Linked DNA regions of Homo sapiens: region 2 is linked to region 1. A link is an interaction called in ENCODE POLR2A ChIA-PET data of the cell type or tissue named here. Cell type or tissue: PC-3. All regions are shown on one strand. Links, peaks and the distances in the headings refer to the core of each region. The heading gives the core; the rest is flanking DNA.

Region 1 (2,811 bases), core at 16-2,515:
GGGGAGGGGGAGAGGGGAGGGGGAGAGGGGAGGGGGAGAGGGGAGGGGGAGAGGGGAGGGGGAGAGGGGAGGGGAGAGGGGAGGGGGAGGGGGAGGGGGAGGGGAGAGGGGAGGGGAGGGGAGGGGGAGGGGGGAGGGGGGAGGGGAGGGAAGGGGATCTGAAGACATCTTGGAAGATGCTGGTAAAGGATTATCATCAAAGCTGCAACTGAAAGAAAGAATAAAAAAGGGAAAGGAGATGTTTTATATTCTCATTAGAGAAAGGAGAGCAGGCTGCTTTGTAAAAGCATCCATTTATAGATGACCAGAGAGATGACGCAGTGGCAGTCACGAGGAATTTGGTGTTGCAAAAGGATACATTTTAGAGCAATGTGAGAAGTAGTGGAAAAGCCAGGTAAAATAATATGTTCCAGAAGTCTCTAAGAGGAAGAGGATGGAATCAGGGGGTTGAGGGAGGGAAAAGGAGGGTAGTGTGAGGGAGGAACAGAAGGCAGGCCAACAAAAGGACTTGTGTTAAGATTCTCCCTAAGGGTGTAAGTCTAGAATTAAAACTACTTAACTTTTTTTAAATATATATATTCAAGAAGGCCACATCTTGTGATGAAGGTTGAATCCAATGTTTCCAAGACAGTATCATCCTTATTACCTTAATTATGTGGCTAACCCAGTTTTTATAAATGATCAGGATTCCTGGTCTCTCCTTCCTCTAAAGGAAAGAGAAAAAGTCCTTTGCTCAGTAATGCAAAAGTGGGGTAGGTGCAAATGACTTGACGGCATTAAAGAAACTAAATCAAACTCATATTTAGAAATTACTTGAGTTATTTCTGAAACTTACATCAGTCAGTCATATGGCTGCTCTGGACCCAACCTGAAGGAATTAAGTGTGACCCCGTTCAGTTCAGCAAGCGTGCTCACTTTATCTCACTAAGTTTGCATAAAGAAAAGGAAATCTGAAAGACTGAAAACAGCTCAGCCAATGAGTAAAACTATCAAAAGAACTTGACTGTTCAGTTTTCATCCTTCTCCTTAATTGTGAGAATTCACTTTAATGCATACTTTATGTGCACAAAGACTGAAAATGTAATTACAAAAAAAGCAGCTCTAAAATACTATTAAAGCACTCTGTTGTTTCGGCTAAACAGGAGTCGGCAGTCATCACACACTTGCCAGTCTGTATCACTTGTGACTCAGTCAAGGACTGAACAGGAAATGTGCATGAGCCACCCTCACTGACTCCCATGTGCTGTGTTCTCCTCCTCTCAAACTCCCCCAGATCCATCAGACAACACGCATCCCATCCTCTGATTCAAAGAAGTGATGCTCGTTTGTATTAACGCTCCTCCATGCATAGAAGGGCTCAGCACCACCTAATGGTGCTATATTAAGGTAACACTCTTATTTTTAACCTTTTCCCTGTTTAGAATAATCAAAAAAGTGAGATAGCTGCTGTCTGCGTACTCCAGTTATTTGCCCAATGGATAAACTAAGAAAATTATTTAGATGAAGTACTATGATACTGACAAAGATCCAAAGATTTCAATATAAGATGCCAGATTTTCAAATGCCTTTTCTTAAAATATTTTTTAAATGATTTAAGTAGTTATGTTGTCAAATAATTAATAGTTTCCCCATTCCAACATGTGCTATTGAGCCCTTAAAAAGAATGAAGTAAATCTACATATGTTGACATGGAAAGTTCTCTAAGATAATTATGTGAAAAACAAGGTGCAGAAGAGTTTGTGTAGTGGAGTGCCTTGGTATAAATGGTGTCTCTGGGTATATATTCTTGTTTTGCCTAAAAGGCCATAGAATTCACAAAAGACTGGGGAAATTGGTAAGTTTCCCTACCTACATAACAAAAAAACTAAATTATTTCTTTTAAAATTTAAATTTCTAAAAGAAGTTAGTGGAAATATTTACTCATATAAATATCTGACTACATTTAAAGTAAATACTAATGATTCTTTCATAAAAAGTAATAACCACCAAGTTTTAAGGAAATATAACTAACCAAGACAAGTGACAGCTATTTTTAAAAACACGTAAATAAGATTTATCTAAATATCTTGGGTTATCCAACTCCTTAGTTACCGAATTCTCAGTCTATTTTTTTCATCTGTTTATTTATTTATTTAGAGACTGGGTTATGAGACTGGCTAAGTTTTGAATTTTTGGTAGAGGTGGGGTTTCGCCATGTTGCCCAGGCTGGTCTCAAACTCCTGGGCTCAAGTAATCCACTGTCTCAGCCTCCCAAAGTGCTGGGATTACAAGTGTCAGTGACGGCACCTGGCCATGAATTCTGTCTATTTTAATTCCACTTGAAAACTGTCTCTTTTAGGATCATCCAAACCAGGTCAACCTTCTGAGAGGTTCCCAGTCCTGGAGACAGGTCAAAAGTGAAGCTCAGACTGGTCTGGCACTTATACAGCCATTAGGAAGAGATGAGCAGAAAAGCTCTAAGATTCCACAGCCCAGACTGGCTATGGATATTAACGACCTGCCTCCAACCATCCATACCTGTTCTTTTGTTAATCTGTTTTTACCACCATGCAAGAGAGACAACCAAACTCATACAGTCAAAACTGAGTCATAAGACCCTCTCCCAATTTTTTATTTTTTGTTTCTACTTATAATTCTTACTTTTATACTTCTAAAACAATTCTATCCCTGTTAAAGACTCCTTTCGATATACTAAGTTTACTTACAAGTAAATTTGGAAACATGGAACTTCAACTACAAAGCACTCATAAATGACCTTGAATTCTTCTTACATGAACCAAAGTCTTACAGCCATGGACTTCTCAGACTAGA
Region 2 (2,811 bases), core at 38-2,537, 88 kb after region 1:
TCGTGCCATTACACTCCAGCCTGGGCAACAAGAGTGAAACTCCGTCTCAAAAAAAAAAAAAAGGTGGTACTTTAGCTGAACCCTTAAAGATTTGCGAGAAACTGTGCATATAAGCAAGAAGGAGCATTTCAAAGAGTATCCCTGAATTAGTCACATGAGAGAGAACCATGGAGAACTCTAGTAATTAGAATACAAATATAGTATGAAGGCCCTTTTTAGCCAGTCATATGAACTTTCAACCCTGAAGTGCTAAGTCTTAAACAGGCTAGGACAGAAAGTTGTAACCAAGGGCTGAGCTAAGCGTGACATATTAATGATTTATCTTATTCAAAAATCCAGCTCAATGCCATGGGGCTGTCAAACAAGATTAATTTTTCAAAATACACACCAGAACAAGGGTATCCATAAAAGCTACTCTTTTCAATAAGGTGAATCATTCTTCCAGTGAATTTGTCTGTAAATTCTCTTCTGGAACTGCCCTCAAAACCAGTTTACAATCATTCTGATTTTTTTTGACAATCACAACTAAAATCAGTTTATAATCACTCTAATTTTTTCAGTCACAACTAGTTTGGGTTCTAAAAGAATATTAACCAGCTTTTCTCTACTTGATTCCAAGTGACCTATAAATGAAACTTTACCCTCAAAGAATTGAAATCTGCCACCATGAGGATTTTCAAAGGAATGTGTCACAGGCTCTGACAGTAATTCTGAAGATGAGCTCCTGCCCACCAAAAACACACATGCAAGTTCTGGAGGTAGATTACTTAGATAATGCCCATTCTTGGTTATTTAAAAATCTACATTCCTGCTTTCCTTAATACTCCTAGCATCAGATGTTACAACTGCTTAGACAGAACTTTGATAAAGGTGTATCCTACGAATCTATGACTAAGCTACGGATTTTGGGATAAGTGGCCCCGTTTCCCATGATAGGTAAAGCAGGAGGAATTTACCAGTTTTATGGTGGCTTAAGTCTAACTGCCCCCTTCTGAGACTGTAAAATCTTTATCCAACATCTCCTTTTTCCTCTTCAACTCTCCCACCTCTTCCCCATTAAAAGTCACTGCAATTCCTAGGAAGCAGTCTTCTCTTATCCCTTTGCCTTCGTGGCAGACCCTGTGCCATGCTTTAAGGACCACAAAGCTACGTGATGAAACAGACAGGAGAAAGGGAGGATGGGACTATGTTTACTGTTTGTACTCAGAGAAGTGTTCAAACAAGAAAAGGGAGGATCCCTTCCTGTGAGTGTTATTTTATCTTAAATACCTTTCCAGTTGTCATCTTTGGACTGTTCTCAGACACTGAAAGACTTGAGCTCCTTCCTGCATGCCACAGAAGTATAGGAACATTCTTCGCGTTGCACTTATGGCTGAACTGCACAGGCTAAATTATAGCCCGCTCTACTAGCCACACAATCCAATCTCGTATTTATAATTCTCTTCTATCTCTCACAACGATAAAGCAGATAGCTTCCTCTTTTCTTAGAAGGCAGCCTCTGTACATAACTCCACCATGGTCATGCACTGTTTTGTTGGCAGTTTTCAATGATTTCCCTGGCAGACTCAGAGCTTCTTAAAAGCTACCAGGGTATCCTGCTCATTTGCACACAGTAGGCACAAAATACACATCTGCTGAACTGAATGCATAAGTGATGGATTTGAAAGAGATTTCAGAGAGAGAATCAACACTGTGGTATAGAACTGTTTAGGGCCAGGTGCAGTGGCTTACACCTGTAATCCCAGCACTTCAGGAGGCCAAGGCAGGCAGATCATCTGAGGTCGGGAGATCGAGACCCACCTGACCAACATGGAGAAAACCCGTGTCTACTACAAAATTAGCCAGGCGTGGTGGCGCATGCCTGTAATCCCAGCTACTCAGAAAGGCTGAGGCAGGAGAATCACCTGAACCCGGGAGGCAGAGGTTGCAGTGAGCTGAGATCGCACCATTTCACTCCAGCCTGGGCAACAAGAGAAACTCCATCGCAAAAAAAAAAAAGGTAGCATTTCCTTAGAGAAAAAATTAGTTAACAGCTTGTGCAATGACAGCACAAATATTTAAATCATTCCAATGTCATCGTCACATGACAGCTTAGGATAACGACACTTATTAGGTATGCAGCTTTAGACAAAACAATCTTTCTGAGTACAAGTTTTCCCTTCTGTTAAGCCACAAAAAAGAAAGGGGCGGTGGGTGGTAACAATACCTATTCTATCTAGTGAAGTTTAGTAAAGCTCAAATGACAATGTACAAAAAGATCATTACACAAATATAATGTATTATTGGACAGATTTAAGCAAATTAATTCTCCCCATTAGTGCTACTTTATGTACATACACTTGACTAGACCATATACATAAGTCCAAACAACAGAGCTGTCAAGCATATAATAAAATATGTGGATCATTAAAAATTTCAGTCACAGAAATACTTGCAGAAACCTTCTACCTATTCAACTCGTCTATAGAAAAGCTCATCCTTATGTGGAAATTCAGTTTTTAAATGATTTCCAGGCAGTTTCAGCCTGTTCTTTTTGTGACAGAAGCAGGTTTTAACCAGGAAGCTGCCTGGTGACCTGCCTGAAGCACCAGACACATCACAGGGCTCTGCAACACGCTCTGCAGCAAAGAGCCCAAAGCAGGCACAAACCTGCATTTCAGCACAGAGTTGGCTGATCTATTACCAAAGCCTGCAGCTGAAAATACAGGCAAGCACAAAGAAAATTCTTTAACAGCATACAGCTCAGATTATTGCTATGATTAGGACCAATGACAGGCTGAACCTTAAAAAAAAAAAGAGAGAAAGAAAGAA

Evidence for each region. Peaks named below come from ENCODE experiments on the same cell type or tissue, not always from the same donor. Only the 100,000 strongest peaks of a DNase experiment are listed, where the experiment ranks them.
Region 2: POLR2A ChIA-PET joins it to region 1 with 11 read pairs; 13 of 35 experiments call an interaction of 5 or more read pairs at or near these places.

Annotation. Positions count from the first base shown.
Region 1 is chr12:50,596,065-50,598,875 of GRCh38, reverse strand. The region is part of intron 1 of DIP2B (disco interacting protein 2 homolog B); the gene reads right to left. Among named protein-coding and RNA genes, the nearest start is that of DIP2B, 92 kb to the right of the region's middle. In PC-3, for the core only: a CTCF peak has its summit at 1,332; a DNase peak (open chromatin) is centred at 1,225; H3K4me3 peaks cover 499 bases; H3K27ac peaks cover 1,535 bases.
Region 2 is chr12:50,507,900-50,510,710 of GRCh38, reverse strand. All of the region lies in intron 1 of DIP2B (disco interacting protein 2 homolog B), which reads right to left. Among named protein-coding and RNA genes, the nearest start is that of DIP2B, 4.3 kb to the right of the region's middle. In PC-3, for the core only: no CTCF peak of the experiment used is centred there; a DNase peak (open chromatin) is centred at 1,240; H3K4me3 peaks cover 682 bases; H3K27ac peaks cover 1,617 bases.